2 separate regions of the Mus musculus genome follow, and region 1 is linked to region 2. Evidence: chromatin loops called from intact Hi-C (ENCODE). Cell type or tissue: left cerebral cortex. All regions are shown on one strand. Links, peaks and the distances in the headings refer to the core of each region. The heading gives the core; the rest is flanking DNA.

The links. Peaks named below come from ENCODE experiments on the same cell type or tissue, not always from the same donor. Only the 100,000 strongest peaks of a DNase experiment are listed, where the experiment ranks them.
Region 1: a loop joins it to region 2, with 5 times the contacts of the local background. A loop is called at or near these places in 3 of 42 quality-filtered maps.

What each region holds. Positions count from the first base shown.
Region 1 is chr3:85,139,316-85,148,523 of GRCm38, reverse strand. No RefSeq gene overlaps it. Among named protein-coding and RNA genes, the nearest start is that of Gm31096, 22 kb to the right of the region's middle. In left cerebral cortex, for the core only: no CTCF peak of the experiment used is centred there; DNase peaks (open chromatin) are centred at 3,234, 3,904 and 4,881; H3K27ac peaks cover 4,747 bases.
Region 2 is chr3:85,018,492-85,027,699 of GRCm38, reverse strand. Gm30944 (a long non-coding RNA gene) reads right to left here and starts at 4,784. Exons shown (of 2, transcript XR_375760.2): 1 at 4,702-4,784. In left cerebral cortex, for the core only: no CTCF peak of the experiment used is centred there; DNase peaks (open chromatin) are centred at 5,675, 6,261, 6,691, 7,359 and 4 more places; H3K27ac peaks cover 6,973 bases.

The sequences.
Region 1 (9,208 bases), core at 858-8,857, 120 kb before region 2:
GGCCATATAGATTCCAAACTCCGACACCATCCTTGTCGGCTTGCTCACAGCCCCGCCTTATCCGCCCCTACTGCTTTTCTCAGGGCAAGATCCTAAGAGTGTTAGGGATCCGTCTATTGCTGCTATCTATTCCTAAAACCTCCCAGCCTGGGAAAACCCAAACTTCTGTTTGATAGAAGCATTCTAAAGTTTATATATGCTCCTTATGGGCCAAAGGGAACTTCTCTCCTTGACTTATTTTTAAACTGCAAATGTTAAATTAGCATTTTGTAAGACAGCTCTGACACACAAAAGAGTTGATGTAGTCTTACACAAGTCTGTTTTAAAGAGAGGAAAATGTGTTTTCCTCAGCAAGCCACTAAAAAAAAAAAAAAAAAAGTGATCTTGAAATCTCAGTGCCGAGAGCATCCTTATAGAACATCCAGTCTAATGTTTGTCTTTGTTTTGTCTCCATTTTAAGCATCAGATCCAGGTTTCAAAAAGCAACCCTTTTGTGATGTTTGAGTAGGCAAGAGATGGAAGCTGAGCCTCTTTGAAGTGGGCAGGCAGGCCTTGAACTGCTCTCCTGGGCTCCTCCAGGAGGCCTGGGGCTCCAACGAAATCTAGAATGAAAACCACCCGCCCTCCCCAGTTGTTTACTTCCCAGATTTATCTGACAAACTGCCACGGTGAAGGTTGAGCATTTCCTAATGATATGGCCAAATCTCCTGCTCTGTGACCCATAAACTCTGTGTGTGTCAGCAAGCGGGTCATGCTAACCTCCTTTCTCTGGCTGACTCGTTGGGCTTCAGCACAGCTTCTCGCTTAACCAGCTCTCAGTGTACGATGCCGGGAACACCTGCATCAGCGTAAGCGTAAGTTATGCTAAGCAAATTCCAGGATTTTAAGTCAGACCCATGGATCAGGACAAAAGTTCTAGAGCTAAGGTTATTGGCTTTGCCAAATATCCATATATTTTGAGTTGCTCACGAGTCTCGGTGTGCTTTGGGAAGATTTCCTACGAAGTCTGGTGCAACCGAGTCAAGTACAATAGGCTGGGGAATGGTTCCTTTGTCTGTTTTGTTAAGGGTGTGTGTGAGGGGGTGCATGTTCACGCACTCTCTGACATAAAGGTGGCTCAAGGCTCAAACTTCTGGAAAACTGTCCTATCAAGCCCCACCATACACTCACCCTATCACATCCTAGACAGGAATCTCTCACAGAAGCATCCTAATAAATGCCAAAGTGGCCCGGGTGGCTCTCCTAGGAGGCTTTATGGAGAGAAGCAAGAGACAGATATGAGCAACCAAACTCCAGGTTTGTAAATATGGTTTTGCTAGAAACAAATGTGAGCTTTCTTTTTAATTTCTAACCTGGCTTGGCTTTGCAGCTCCTTGGACTCACTGCCATACTCTTTGAGCACATACCCTTGGAAGTTGGTATTGTATCTGTATCTGTATTTACTGCTTTACAAAGCAGTAAAGACACACAAAAATGGTACTGTGTACAACAATAGTTGTCTCTTAAGATAGATCATCCAAATTTGAAACAGATACAATACCAACTTCCAAGGGTATGTGCTCAAAGAGTATGGCAGTGAGTCCAAGGAGCTGCAAAGCCAAGCCAGGTTAGAAATAAAAAGAAAGCTCACATTTTACACTGAGAAGTTTCTGGATCAATCTGTGCCCAAACCAGATGTTTTGACTGGTAATTATTATGATGATAATTCATTTACTAGAAACAAAATGGGGCATGACTGTTTACTGATGCCTGCCTCCCCAGACATACAGAGAAGTAAGAAGAAAAATCTCAAAGGTTTTACTTGTGGCTAAAAGGAATAATTTTCACAATTAACCAGAAATAGGCATAGCAGTAAAATGGTTTGCCTTTACATTCCACACTAGTTGTAAACAGGGCTCCCTGCATCTCCTTGCATAGAAACATCAAGGTGTAGATAGCTGCCAGGGACCTGAAAATGCCTTCAGTTTGGGTTTCCATCTGAAAAAACAACAACAAAACAAAAACAAACAAACAAACAAACAAACAAAAAAACCACTGTTCTCAGAAATCCCTCAGGCTGTCAGTGTGGCATGAGACTTCTGGGTGCTATTCTTGTCTTCTGTCTTTCATGAGGAGCCCTTTCCAAGACTAAGAGATTATGGTGAAATGAAAGATACTTTCAGAAACTTACGTGGAGGCTTTACTGGAACAGAAGGGAACAGAGAGTTCATATCTCAGAGGACATATATAGCATGGCTGAAGCTCTTAATATGGCTAAGAATTGGCACTGATTGGTAAACATTGTGTTTGCAGCAAGTCACACCAACCAACACAAGGGGAGTCTTCAACCATTGCTGACTTGGGTTAATAGAGCCCAATGGATGGGGTGGGGCACACTTACCTGTGACACCCTCACACACACCCCAGAAAATCTATTTGTACCTAGATTTGTGACAAATATACACAAACTTAGCAAATATTATATAACATACGCCACACTGTACAGCTTAAGTCACAGCTGTATTTCTTCAACAGCAAAGCTGAAACTGTATTTTTTCATTTTAAACTTCGCTCTTTAGAAAGAGAAACTATGAGGTCTGTCAAATCAAAACCTTTATATTGTCTTAAAAAATGTTTTCTCCACTGATACCTCTTTGGACCTCCCTCATTGTCTGCCGTCTCTGCCCTTCCTTCGGGGTGGACATGCCTTTCCTGGGAGTTCCCCCGGAGTTGGAGTCTCAGCATTCCATCCGACAGGACGTTTGAATTCAGGACCAAGGACAGTGGTTCCTGCTCTCAGCTGCTCTTCCTTCAGACACATGACCTGCTCCAACAGGAGACATACAGACCCTATCCTTCCTTCAAAAACAGTAGCTCAGATGAACTTGCAGGAAGGGCTGCTTTCCGAGTGATGGTCTTCCTTCATTGTGTTTAACCAGAAAAGAACACATCCAAAGCCAGGGTCGGGGCCAGTAAAAGGGGGAGTTAATTCTACAGATGCAACAGCAGATCTGGGAAACAGGTTCTTGAGGACCTTTGTCAGAGTCTCACAGCCACGGTGACAGCCCACTGAGCGTGTCTCTAAAATCAGCTCATCAAGGCAATAAAGACCAACAACACAGCCCATCTGGACACATCTGGGCCAAGTGATGTCTCAGCAGTGGGCATCCAACTCTAGGTCGTCCTCAATGCTAGGAAACCTCTTTTTTTCACGTTCTGGAGCAACATGGGAGCACAGGCATCTCCTGGAATAATGTGCTCTTGTGAGATAGAACAGAAGCTAGAGAGGATATAAATACCCTGCAATTCTCTTAAATGCCCTTATTTATAGAAGTGAAAGTTGGAAACCAGGATTCTTGCTGCAATACGAAGAAAGTAGAAACTAAATAAAAATGAACATTTAGCATGTTATGGAAGGGTCAGAGCTCTCTTAGAAGGTGCTCTTTGCAACCACAAAGAAAGGAACTGTGTTCCAGTTTACTCCCCCACCTTCTCACACATGTGCACACATGTGCACACATGCACACACATGCCTGTATTCTTCAGCATCCTGAGGTCAAAGGAAAACAATAAGAGATTGCAACCGCTAGGTCACAACAGTTCCCTAGATTTATCTTCTTTATTTTATAGTGTTGGGGGGTTTCATGCACGTGCGTGTGTGTGTACAGGTACAGTGCACATGTATGCACTGGGAGGAGGGGTAAAGTTTGACCTCAAGAATCCTTCTTCAGGTCTTATCTATCTTTATTTTTTTTTTTTGAGCCAGGGTCTCTCACTGGCTGGGACCTCAATATATAGGGTAGACTCTTTGGCCAGCAAACTTAGGGATCTATCCATCTCTGTCTTCCCCAAGCTGAAACTAAAAATGTATGCTTCTATACTGCCTTCAGAGGTGGAGGAGGGGTGTCAGCATGTCCTCATTCTTAAGAAGCAAGAATTTCACAGTCCAAGCTCCTGCCCCCGTTTTCTCTGTTTAAGATGAAATGAGAACTGGATCTCAAGGGAATCTAGGATCTGCACCAAACCTGCCAGGGCTCAGGGACCGAGGTTCACGTTCCAGGTCTAGACAGGGTAATACAAAACCAAATAGAAAATGGTCATGCCTCAGCAGTACATGGAAGAGATTCCATACAGAAGGAACATGGTGACCTGGCCCTGTGACCCAGATAGGAATCTGCCCTAGCTTCCACATAACTGCTAAAGGCAGCCATTTGCCTCTTGGCTGGCCTCAGTGAACTCTATCTTCTTTTTCTTTCAACCAGGTTTCCCTGAGCACTTCATATGTTTAGCACCCAGGTCGTGCACTAAGAATGCAGGCAAATAAGAAGGGAGGCAGACCAGGACAACTGCATGTCACCATGTTTTGATTGTTACTTTAATAAAGAAAATAAAGAGGCTGCAAGATAGCTCAGTGAGTAAAGCCACTCGCAGGGTCTGATGATCAGAGTTTGAGCCCCAGAACCCACATAAAGTTGGAAGGATAGAGCCAACTCTATAAAGTTGACCTCTGACCTTCATAATATACTTATGGTATGAGTGCATATGGACCCAGAATCAACATGCTCCGAGCTAGATCAGGGACAGAAGCAATGGCCTTTGTCCAGACTGAGCCTCATCTATTTCTACACTCAGAAGGTCTGCCTGCTCTTATCAAGCCCACCATACTGAAGGGAGTCAGATTTTGAGCAGCATGCTGTCTGCATGAAGGGACAGCCAAGTAAGCAGGGCTGCTATGCATTGCCCGGGCCCATGATGCACAATAGCCCTTGGATTTCAGTATCGTCATAGAAAGCTGTGTTCTTGTGCCTAATAGATTCTGACCACCCCGACAGAAGAAGACCCTGTCATTCCCTTGGATTTGCTTGGAGTGATTTCTCTCAGGCTGCAAAAGGAACCCTAGGAACCGTCTCCTAGGGATGGATTGAATCAAAGCCCAATCATACTTACTTTTCCCTTCCAAAAGAAGATGTCCCCCTTGGGTCGCTTAAGGCACGATTCCCGTGCTTATTTACAGAGAGAATGTTCTGTTTCAGATAGCCAGGCGTTTTCTCTCCGAGTTGCAAAGCTGATTTCAGCCACCCAAGAAGTGTTATGAATATACAAACAATATATAAAGCTTAAAGAGCAGGCAAGGCGGTACCACACACCTCCCAACAAAGCTGGCTGTGTTGCAGAGGGGAGAGATGTGATCTTGCTCTCGGATAAAGCCCTCTTCTGCCATTTCACGAGACCTATTTCCCTAAGAACTCTCCAAAATTCCCTGTGTGGCATCACCTCTCACCTCTGACCTCAGAAGTCAGCAATACCCCTTAGTATAAAGACAGAAATTCTTTTCAGCCGTGCTGGCTAAATCCTAGGAGATTCTGGGTTGGGTGAGACCTCCTTCCAATCCCAGAGGGAATTGAATGAAGTCCTGTAGAAAAAAATTAAAATCCTGGACGGTCTCTATGGGGGCTGAAATGAACCATCCTATTCCCCAGCACCTCTCTGACGGTGAGGGTTAATTTATCACACGAAATCCAATCACTTCTTATAAAAGCAGTGCAGGTTTCATTTAGTTTGATGAGGTATATTGCAAGATTTCAGAAAATCAATTTTACTGAGAGCCATATTAAGCCCCAGGGAATATAACACTACATGTACCTCACATAAGTTTTTGTTATTACTCAGAGGATCACTGGGGAAATTATATACTTAGCCTGACGAAAGGTAATGGCTACCTTCATTGTCTTGGGTAACTCCTACCCTGCTTACCTCTGTGAAGTAACAAATAAAAATGGTTGGCCTACCTGAGCTTCCCAGAGCCTGGGGCATGATAACCACTGTGAGCAAGAGCGACTTGATTCTCCACAGAACTTAACTGCTCATAGTATGGGGCTTTACGAAGCAATGCTAAAAACAATGAGTAAGGAATAAGGAACGTAGACTGCATCTATTTTAACCCAAGCCCCGAGTTCTCTAGCTTGCACTCTCAGCAAAGCTCCTGAAAAGGGGTCCATGGTGGGCTCAAAATTGCTATCAACCAATATTCCAGGTTAATATTTCCACAGGCACACCTTTCATAGTCAGGAACTTTTCCACTGTGGCTAAGAACATTCCTAGCTATGCTCATCTGGTCTCTTGGAGACTTTTGTATCCAAGGCAATAAACCAAGCCATCTCTTTATGGGCACCCCAACTTGAAGCTAGTGGCAGGGACTGAATACTTGAGCCAACGTTTGTGATAGCTTCTTTCTCCAAAGGCCACTTCAAGCTAATAGAGGATGTAGAGTGGCTGTCGTAGGAGGGGTGGTGCTCTGGTGCCCCAGTTCTACAGAATCGGCAAGTACCAGGGCTGTGCCTATTTATCCTTGCCCTTGGACTATGTCGTCCAAGACGATAACATCTATCCATGTATAGCCATTGATTTGGCAATGGCTTAAAATCAGAAATCCAGCCCCATGGATACTCTAGTGATACAGGGTGAGTAGCCACTGTGTGGGACAGATATGAACATTCTCACCACCACACAGTGTTCTATTTGACATAGCTGTGTGACAATTCAGGTTGCCATCCTGTTCTAGGAACCTGGGAGCCATCACACAGGCGTGCTAGTCTGGTTCAGGTTGGAGTTATTTACCATTGATTCAGTGAAACATTTTCTAGCTCCTTCATCACTAGCATGAATGGAGGCCAGATATGACCTCTTTATGGTCTTTAGGTCAGGGTCGTTCTCTCCCATCCCACCAGAGACAGCCATGGGGAAAACTGAAAACTGGCTTTGGAAAGTAAATGAAGATGAAAAATATAAGCTTCGGGATAAAGTTCATAGTTTGGAAACTACAAAGGAGGTTTTCATCAACTGGACAGATACCCTATGCCAAGGGCCAGCCCCACTGTTATGGACTGGATTATGTCCCTCAATGTGTATGTTAGCTTTTTTTGGTACTGTAACAAATACCTGTGACAAATAAAATTATAAAGCAAAAAGGGAATTAGGAATATAATGATTAGGTAGGGCATGTGCTTGACATGCTCAAAGTACAGGATTCCAATATAACACACACATATTCATTCTCTCTCTCTCTCTCTCTCTCTCACACACACACACACATACACACACACACAGAGAGAGAGAGAGAGAGAGAAGAGGGAGGGAGAGGGAGAGATTTACTCAGGTTTACAATCTTGAAACTTTCTGGCTATGGTCAGTTGGTTTTTAGGCTTAGTGAAATTAGCATATAATGAGGAAGACTTTGGTAAAGTAAGGTGCTTGTCTCCTAGCCATGGAGAGAGAGAGAGAGAGAGAGAGAGAGAGAGAGAGATCATTATATCAACTAATGGATTTTCACCATTGTTAAATAATATCAAGTAAAAGGTCCTTTGGGGGACATTTCAGATCCAAATACAAAATCCTATATTAGGTCCTAATTCCCAGAACTTTGAATGTGACTATATTTGAAGTTTTTTTTTTTTTTTTAAGAAGTAACCAAGTAAACCAAGGTCATCTAGGTAAGCCACAGCCCCAAGTGACCACTGTGGCCATAAGAGGAGAGTGGGACACAGGGACACACACCAAGGGATGGCCATGAGAAGAGACAAGAGAAGCAACTAGAACACCCCACTAGCCAAAGAGAGAGGCCCTGGAGGAGTCCAGCCCTGCTGACCCCGAGATCCTGGCGTTCCAGCCTTCAGAACTAGGCTGCAATACATCCCCATCACGTGAGTCCCCAGACAGGGACACTTTCCCAGGGACCCAATATGTTTGCACCACGAGTTCTTCACAGTGTGGATTCTTCAAGGAACAAAACAGAGACCTGTGAGACTCGAGCTGTCAAGATCTCTTCAAATGCAGCGGGAGAGTTGTTTAGTTTACATTGCCCATCAACACAATTCCTACCTCAAGCATAACAAAGCAGCTGTTGCCGTGCAGAACTATTGTTCTATGCCTTTGCCTGCAGGGAAATTTGGGCTTTGAAGCAGCTCAAGGAGCCAGTAGGGCAAAAGAACGTCAGAAAGTGACAGACAAATTACCCATGAGGAAGGACAGAACATTTCAGAAAACTGTTTAAAAAATCATTCTGCCTCCATGGATACTATGCGGTGACATCTATTACCAGTTGGGGACATCAACTTTAAATTAGATCCGTTTGTTTGTTTACACATGCCGAGTAGAACTACATACAAACATAATTCACCAATTTAGCAGCTTGTATGTATAGTTGGCTCCCTTGGGGGTATTTAACAAAAATTAATTAATACTACATGCAGCCTCCCGTATATGTGGTATGACATGTGAAAGCCCAGAGAATGTGTGAGCTCTGTGTGTGTGTGTGTGTGTGTGTGTGTGTGTGTGTGTACATGCATTTGTTGCTAAGAATCAAACCTAGGGTCCCATGCACGCTACATAAGCACTTTTCCACTGAACTGCATCTCCAGTCCTCTTTTGATAATTACATTTATTTATTCATTCATTTATTCACTTTATGTGTGTCTGTGTATGTGCATACACACACACACAAACACACACACGCACACACACACACACTCAGTCCATGGTACAAGTGTAAAGGGCCGAAGATATCTTGAAAGAATTAGTTCTTACTTCTTCCATGTGGTTCTAAGGAATTGAACTTAGGTCATCAGGCTTGGCAGCCAGGACCTTAACCCACGATGCCATCTCGCCATACCCATTCCCAGACCTTTTAACATTTAATTTTTGAAACAAGTTCTTATCCAGTTGTTCAAACGGCTTTTGAATTTGTGATTCTCCCATCTCAGCCTTCCAAGAAGCTGAGATCATAGGCATATGACACTAGGCCCAGCTATGATGCAAACTTTAAAACAAAATTATGTCCTTATCATAGTATTTTCTGTTTGATAAGTTTCGTGAGAAGCTACTTTGTATTCTTACACATGATATTTAGGCAAGAGAGGAGATGAATATTGTCTATGTAGTTATACCTATGTTTTTAAATCTGTAATAGGATTTTCAACCTTAATCTCCCCCCCCCCCCATTTCTTCTGACAGTTTGGTGGTCTTGTGTTCCTGAATCCATAGAAAGATACAGAGGCAGAGGTGAGGACGGCGGGGCCATGTACCTCTGTTATATTACCTGCAGTCCGTCCCCCCTGGCTAGCTCATCCTGAGTCAAAATAACATGTTGTTCACAAAGCTTGCCCACCATAACACCTGGCGATCACAGAAGCACATGTATGTACATGGCATAGCTCCCATGTTCTAGACCTCT
Region 2 (9,208 bases), core at 481-8,480:
ACCCACAAAATCCCAGAGAAATAAACTGTTGCTTGCCATGTTACTGCTATTTGGAGATTTATATCCTCCAAAAGTCCATGTATGGGATGAAGGCTTCACATGATGCTATTGGGAGGGAGGAGAAACCTTTAAGAGGTAGGGCCTGGACCTGAAGAGATGGCTCATCTGATAAGAGTACCAGCTCTTCTGAGCTCTCTGAGCTGGGGTCCCAACACCCACCCAAGTCCAAGGATTTACAGTAGCCTGAAACAACCAACTCCAAGGGATCCAATGTGCTGACCTCTTCAGGCAGCTGCACATGTGTGTGCGTCCTGACCAACAAACATGAGTAGAAATTTTAAAAATAATTTAAATCTCTATGGAAGAAAATAAGTTGGGTCTTGGTGGGAGGTCCTTAGGTTACTGGAACACCCCTTGAAAGGCATTCCTTGAAATGGCTTGTGGCAGGTGGAGGGACAGCCCGGTGGTTAAGAGCACTTGTTCATGAAGAGGGTCTGGATTCATTTCCCAGATGGCTGCTAACAATCACCCATAACTCCAGGGTACAGCCACGTCTGCTATCAAGCATGCATAGGGTACACATGCATACATGCAGGTAAACACTCGGACACATAAAATTTAAAAAATTAATCTAAAATAAATAAATAAACAAAAAGGATCACGGAACCTGGTCTCTTCTTCCCTTCCTGAACTCTAGTCTATGAATGCACTGCTTGTCCACCGCACATTCCTTACCTTGATGGGCTGTGTCCCCACAGGCCAGAAGCAACAGGAGCCACCATCCAAAGCCTTAAGTCTCTAACACTGTGAGTCCATCAAGCCTTGCCCATTTACATGTTAATTATCTCAGGTATTTTGTTATGGTCGTAGAGAGCTGACTAAGGTACTATGTCACTGCTATTTGCAAATAAGCATGGTGGTATGTGGTATGAATATGATAAATCATGTTTACCATGCAGATACAGAAACAGGTATCTCAAAGAGGTGACATAGTGAACCCTCAGCTATAGCAGAAGAGAAGGATCCCCAGGAAGTCTGCCTCTCTAAAGAAGGTGGGTCAAGAGCAGAAGGTGTTTCCCAGAAAAGCTCTGCACTCCATCTCAAAGGTCCTCTTGTGCTGTTGCCTTGTGTGTGTGTGTGTGTGTGTGTGTGTGTGTGTGTCCACCCTCAGGAGAGAGCTACTGAGCTTCCACCTCAGGGAAATGTTCAAGCCCAAGCCTGATAATCAAATGCTGATGAGAGGCGCTCATGCTAGACAAGGCTAGGACCACGAAGCCTGGACCTGGAATGTGAATGTTAACAGCTCAGCTGTTCAGGGCTTAACATACAGCCACCGATTTCAGCCCCCAGTCCTGACACAAGGCAGACACTGCTTACAGCTCCATTTTACAGAAAAGAAAACCGAGGCTCATGGATGAGCACCCAGGCATGGCCTCGAGCCTTTTCATGATGCTATAACAAAATGCCTGGTGCTGAGTACTTTATAAAGAAAGGAGGTTAATTTAGCTCACAGGTTGGAGACTGAAAAGGCCAAGGTGAGGACTTCAACTGTTCACCTCTAGTGAGGACCATGTCACAGCATAGCAGATAGCATCACATAGTGAGAAAATGTATGTGAAAGGAAGGCAGATGGCATGCTCTGCAGAATTTGTTCTCAGAGTCACTAATCCCTGTATGCAGAGACCTAGACCACACTGGAATGAGCTCATTATCCCTCTATAGGCCTGCCCCTTAGTGGTCCCTTGCCTTCAATACCACTACAATGGGGACCAAGGTTCTAGCATATGAAACTTTAAGGGACACACTCAGACTGTACCCTACCCACAATGGTCCCTCACCCAGAGTTGCTCAGTCATTAGACTACTGAACCAGAATCACAATTCAGGCACCTCACGGCCCCTGAACCTGGGAGCTAACCACTGTTCTGCACTCCCTAGCCATTCTTAAACACTTGTCCTGCCTTCATGAACCTCCTGGTTCTGGCTTCTGGTGACAATGATGGGAGCATGGGAACCTGAGAAGCCAGCGGGACAGGCAGGGTGCCAGGCTGAGGAGCAGAGCAATCACTTAACCATGGCATCCATTGGGTGCTGACTGGAAGTGCCTCAGGCTATCCTGGATGGCTGGTTTCTTTACCTGTCTTTCTGTGTAGCAGACTCCTCAGCACCTGCCAATGGCACCTCCGTGTGTCTTCCCTGTATACCCAGCCTCTCAGTTGGCAGAGTTACACCAGCCACCCACTCCCTAAGTCCCCAGTTTCTGGTCCTCAGCTGCCCTTCTCCAGCCTGGCGGGGGCGTCCTCCTCCTCCTCCCCTTCCATACAGGGATCTGAGTCACTGACAGCAAGTGGGTGAGAAGAAACAGAGAAAGCAAAATCAAAAAATAAAAACTCCTGAGGGCAGTAACAATTAATATTTAACTTGAAATTTCCTGGGAACAGATAGTGTAGGCTATTCATGTGCAAATTGTATGCAAATAATATGCAAGCATTCTCCACGTTGGCCCGTTGTTATTCTGTAAACCTGCTGGGCAGCTCTGAGGGCAGCTGGAGAGTCCTCACACCCTGCAGGTGCACAGCACCCCAAAACAGGACTGGCCAGGGCTCTAGATGAGATCATTCAGGGGATACTAGCTGGCTCCCAAATCCTCACATCAGACAATCCCTTCCAATTCTCAAGGTCTTGTGTCTTCTGCCTGACACAGTGTTCCTAAACCCACATCCCTGCCTCCTTGTCCCTCCCTAGAATTCCTGCCTGAGGGTAGCTTTTGGCCTCCTGGTGACTAAGCTCACTTCTCTGCACTGCCCTAAGGTAACCAGAGGCAGCAGAGCTTCTGCTGCAGACCTATTGTTGTAGCTGTTCTGTCTACTTGCTTTCCTGCCCTACCCTTCTCAGGTCCAGGGTCAGGGATAGCTTCTCTGGGCCAATATCAGCCTGGCAGCCAAATGCACACTAGGTAGAAGCATGGATCTTTCTGGAAGATGAGATCAAACCCTGCCCTGCCTGGGCTTCCCTTTGTTCTATCTGTGGCAGGAAAACAATTCCGTACCCCAGTTCTCCCCAGGTTATCCCCCAAGTCAAGAGGAGCTGGGACCTCAGATTCCACAGTCCAGGTCTGAGCCCTCCAGCTGTAGACAAGAGTTGAGCTCAAATGTGTCTCTGTTCTTCAGAATTGGGAGCTCCCTGGGAGGAAGCTGCTTGCAAGCCCAAACTCCCCACCATACCTGGGCTGACTCAGCATCTGCAGCAGCATCTATGTTAGCTGCAACCAGGCTAAGGGAGTAAGCAACAAATCCAAGGAGGAGCCTTATTCCCCGAGGGAGGAAGCTTTGATGCTGGTGCCTGTTCATCCTGATGCATCCTTCACTCAGTGCTTCTGTGTGCCCAGCATCCCCCACAACTGAACATACAGAGGAGACTCTGCAGAGGTCAGCACAGCTGGCCGGTCTGCATTGCCTCAGTGGCAACTGCCCTCTATGATAACTGGGACATGGGACAATTGTTCCGAGATCCAAAGAGTTTATGCATTGACCCTTTCTGCTGTCTTCAAGTCTGGAGACACATATGGGAAGAGAGGAGCCACTCAAGGCCAGCATCATGTCACCACCTTGTCTAGATCAGGTAGGAAGGGTTGATGAAGAGGAGGAACAGTCCTGCTTTTGTGTCCTGCAAGACTTCTAAGTTCTGAGGTTACCCCACAAGAAACTGAGGATCATGATAGTATGGAATGCAGGTGAGTGATTTGGTATAGGGCGGGGGTTGGAGGTGGGGAGTAGGGTAGTGGAGATCTTGTGTATAAGGCGACTCTTTAAGAAGGCTGTCTCAAGGTAGGAGATTGAGCTATGATTTAAGTGTTGGGGTGATTGTTTTAAATGGAGGAAGAAGAGAGAGTGCTGAGGCTGGAGCTGTCTGGCCCTGCATCTGGAAGCTAAGTTCCCAGATGGATACAGCTCAGTCAGGGTTCTCCACTGTCTAGCTCTGTATGACAAGGCCATGATTTTAACTGTAGGTTCTTTCCATGAGTATGTCATGAGCATTCACTGCATATGTGTCTGGCACTGCTGTGGGCATGGTAACAAAACCTTTACTCTGGGGCTTCAAGACCCGAGGAAGAAGTTCTTCCCGGGATGGATAAAAAACTTAAGAAGAAAAGAAGTAAGATGTTAGCCATGTTCAACATTAACAAGAGGTAACTTGCGAGATTTAAAAGTAAATCCCATTTTTCAGAAATATTAAAATGTGAAGGAAAGAGGGACCTGAGGTCTAGAAGGTTAAAATATTATTTACTGTAGCATAACAATAGGAATTAAATATGTAATATAGTCGTATAATGATAAAGGGTATTTATGTTAACTTCAACTCCTCACAGCTCACAGTAGCTGAAGTAAAAGAATGAAAGGTAGTTTATGCCATTCAAGGGGGAGATAGGTACGTGGTCTCATAAGTACCAGATCGGCTCTGAGAATGGTGGCGGCCACTCTCTGTGGTGTCTTTCCATCTCCTTTCTCATTTCACACTAACTTCATACTTCTTTCTACCAGCAGCTTCGCTTACTCCACCACACCTTCTGTTGGGCTGGCCCCGCCCCTAATCATCACCATGATGAGTCAGTTTCCTTGCAGCTAACTGCCAGGTTTCTGCTTGTAAATTGCAGGTTTTGTTTCAATCTGTTCAATGATTGTCCAGATATCACGTGACTTACGGCAACAAGGAGGCACCCAGGAAACCACCAACTCAAGCGTAACCAACGGTTCTTTCTCTCCTGCCAAGCCTCGTGCTCTTTCTGCGAGGGCACTTAGCACCAGCGCTCTTTCCAAGCTTTACTCTGTGACTCTTCTGGTGTGGACTTTGCTCACACGGCTCATACCACAGCCACACTGCAGAGGCAGGACAGAGGCGCTGAGCAGGAATGAAATCAACCCAGTCAAGAACAAATTACATTTATTTGGAGTTAATTAGGATTGCGATCGGGGGAGAGCACAGACTCACAGAATCCTGGAAACAAGCTGAAATTCTGATGTTGAGCCTATTGTTAGCTAAGAATTAATGTAGGTGCTGTAAGCCTTAGACTATCTTATCAGAGGAGAATCGAATCCAGCAGTCTCTGCTTCCAGGTGTACCCAGGGTCCAGTGTATCAGAGGGTAGCAAACGATGTTTAAGCAAACTGTAGTTTGGTCTATCCCAGAGAATGGTTTGGCTCAAAGGCTCAGCAGAAGACAGATTGAGATGTGCTTAGTAATGACCCCTAACTCCATTTCAGGTGCCCAGAATCAATGTTACTCCATTTTGATTATGATCATTGTTATCATAGCCTCCATTCCCATGACTAGAATTTATTCACGGGACTAAGCCTAGTTTGAAAGAAGCACAGAAAATTACATCCTTGTTCAGTAGACAGCTGGCCATCTATTGTCTCTGACACAAGTAGGCCATGGTGGCAGGAGGGAAGGAGGTACTACCTCAAGCAACTGTGCGGACAAAGCCTACCTGGTTCACGCTACCCTGGCGACTCCATATCTTACCTTGCACTACATACCACAGTTTCTGTCTCCTTAGGTAGATGACAACTTGCTGTGGGAGGTTGGGGAGATGAGTGGAAGCATGTGTCTCACAGAGAACCAGCATTCAGCCAAGGGAGGAGTTCAGTTGTTAGACCTGAGCGTCCAAAGGAGGAGCGGCCAATCCCGAGGAAACAGCTCTGCATGCTGCTCAGTCCAGACTCATCCTTTGGCGATCTTCCTTTGCCACCTCCAGTTCTTGGGGAAGCACTTCTTTCCATCTTCCACACCTAAAAATGTTGATCATGTTTTGCCTGGGACAGAACCCAGGAGTCTGCTTTTTTTAATGCCAGAAAGTTTGGGGCCCATAAGTAAAGACCTATACTCTGAAAAATAGCATAGAAGAAATAGTCATATCTTAGGTCACTTCTAAGTACAACCATCAAGCCTGGACTTGCAGAGATTTTCACTCTGCTCTTCTTGGTTTTTCCAAGGAGCTAGAAGATGGGATGGGATCCATAGGACAGAACATAACAGTGGAGGTGTTTGGTCTTGAAATTTAATGTGGAGCCCAGTGGTGACCTCCTGTTAGAATACCAGAGGCCTCTTAGGCAGCATCTGTGTTCATCTCAGTTACCAAAAAGTGCACACTGATATGAGCCACTATTAATAGTGGCACTAGGTTGGCCAGAATAACACATGTAAAAATGCCTCCTCAGGGAGATAGTTAATCCCTTGAGAGCCCAGGTCATCTCAGGCATGACTTGATCCCCTCAGACATGACTGCCGGGATCCAAGAAGTAAGACAGGGGACTAGACACAGAAGGCCCAAGTGCAGTCCTCCCTGCATTCCCCTACTCTCCTGCAACAAACTCAGAACAGCCCTCAGTGTGTGAAGAACACTGACTGGATATTATATAGTTATAGAAGAAATATAAAATTATCTTAAGTGGTTTTTGAAGATATAGGAAGGCACAAAAGAAAAACAAAAGTCACCTGTGATCCTGCTATCCAGAAATAACCATTATTATCATTTTAGAGTAACACACTACTAGTTTTTCCTATGCATATATTTGCATAAAATAGCATACATCAAACCTGGATTTCATCAAATTCCCAGCTCTGTAACCTGCTTGCTCCACTTAACAATACATACCATTTTCCTGCATCATCAGCTGTTCTCTGACAACCTCATTTTTAACAGCCACATCCTAGCATGCGGGTACACAATGGCTGGAATATTTTAGACTACTTCTATTTTTTTGTTTTGGTTTTATTTTTGCTTTTTCTATTATAAATCTTATTATATGTCAGTAATGGTTTTCTCAGAATCGATTCTGAGACACTAATTCTGAGGTCCCTAAAATACACTTGTTAAAGCTGTAGCCACAAAGCATCAAATTACAAATATCAATTAACACTTGGGTAGGGTATGGTGAAGACTGGGGACCTGGGTCAGGCGGCAGGGTGTGAGGAGGGTGGTGCTGAAGTGAGAGCTATCTGTCCCAACTTCATCTCCATCACCTCTGAATATTAGGAGAAGCTTGCCTTCCCATCCCAAGTCCCCCAATCTCAAGGACTGTCTTTATAATCACAGATATTTCTCTTCTGTGATGATATTCAGCCCATTTTAGGAATCCTATGCAAATCTTTATCTGGCCTACAGCAATTATTTCTGAAAAACCAGACTTTTGACAGAAGTACATTTAAGTTTTTTTAAAAATAGCATTTTTTTAGTGCATGGTATTATCATTGTTACTTATTCAAATGTGTTGATGGTGGAGTAGGTGGAAGGGTGATGCTTGCATTGGCATGGCAACCAGTGACTAATTGAATTCTTCACAGCCCATGATGGCTGCTGTGACTTAGGTGGGGCCAGAAATGGATTTTCCTCCCTCTATGTGTCATGAGCTTATGGTAGAGAAAAGGTTACCCACTCATGATGGAGCCCCACTCATGATACAGCCCTTTCTTAAGCTATTTCTATTTTCAGTTTGTGCTACTTCTTGGGGTGAGAGGTTTAGAGCATCTCTTCCCACCCTGTGGATACAGGGCTTCTTCTGATCTGCAGATACCTCTTTGGGGTAGAATAGGACTCCTGGTTATTGTAATAGCTAGCACACAGTGGGCCTTTCCAATGGTACCAGACTCTCCTCGAGGCACTTTGTGTTTTTCATTTAATCCTTAACAAGCTGTGTGATGTGAGTACTGTTTTTGCCATCCCTCCTCTGGTTTTAGTTCCATTTTGCAGTGCCGAGAATTAAAGCCAGGTCTATATGTCCACCAGGCAAATGTTTACCACTGAGCTACACTCTGACCCTCTTATAATTAATTCTTGTTGTTTTCATTTGTTTGTTAGCTTGCTTGTTTGCTTTTGCTTGGGGCTGCTGTGGGGAGGGTTAAGACAGGATCTCATGTAACCCAGGCTGGCCTTGAATACCCTCCTACTTCAATGAGTGGTCACATTTAGGACAAGTCTTCCATCTTAACTAACCTAATCAAGATAATCCCTTACAGATATAACCAGAATGTTGTCTCCTACATCCTGTAAAGTTGACTATACTGTTTTATAACCTACTTTAATAAAGGTTCAACCTCTCCTTTAGCCCATCACCCACCAGAGATAGTAGAAAAGTCAGGTTATGGGGGAAGTGGACCTGTTTGGGAATAGCTCTTTGAGGGCCAGCTCAAATCCTCTTTGCCAGCATTTCAGTCCTGTAGCAAACACCACACACACAAACAGGCAGCTGTTCTTCAATCCTAAAGAAACTGCAAGGCTTCACCATCTGGCCTAAGGCCGCTGAAGAGGCAAACAGCTGAAGGAAACTCATGAGCAGTTCTTTGGTAAGTTTCTCTCAATGGTGGCATGACCACAAGTAGAGCCCAACAATGCTATGTAAAGTGAACCAATACCTGTGTGTCCTTAACCAAGAACAGCAAGGCAGAGTAAACCAAACCAAAGCTCAATGCTCGTCTCACACTGTCTATGGAGTCATATCTATATTCCTTCATCACATGTCCTTTCATGTGTCTGCCACAGGAAAACATAGCAAAGCCTGTGTCTGCTTCAGAAAAACATTCTTTTACAGGTCTGCTTTAACAAGACATCCTTTCACCAAGCAACTGATCTTTAGTAACATGTATCCCCCTTGCTACATTTCGTTGTTCTATTTTTGTGGCTTCATGCATCCACCAGGACAACCATTGTGATTGTTGACTAACTTCTAGAACAGCTGATACCACTGCACTGTGGGAAAACTCTGCTAGTTAAGGTCAAAGTCTACCATTGTCCAGATAGTGCTCTGGAATTAGGTGCAATATGGAGAACTCCCTTCATTGGTATGACTTCTTCTTCTTCTCTGACCTTGTCTGGGGAGTTCAACTCCCACTATACCTCTACCTGCAGAATGTCACCTACCTTTGATTAAGATTACAGGTCCAACTTCCTTTCCCCCAATAAGAACCCATTCAGCTAGTACCTGAGATTCCTGAAATGCTTCCCCATGCTAATGAGACATTTTGGTACCCTAAGCCCCCAGCCAATGAACTTTGCCCATCCTGGATGTTTCTACCCCACACATACCCTTGTTCCCTGAAATTATGTAACCTTGAATCACCCCATGTAAAGTTGATTTGCCTCCCTGCAGCTGGTCCCAGGCCAAGGACCAGCCTCAGCGTTGGGGGAAGGGGTGCATTCCTGAGAGAAGGGG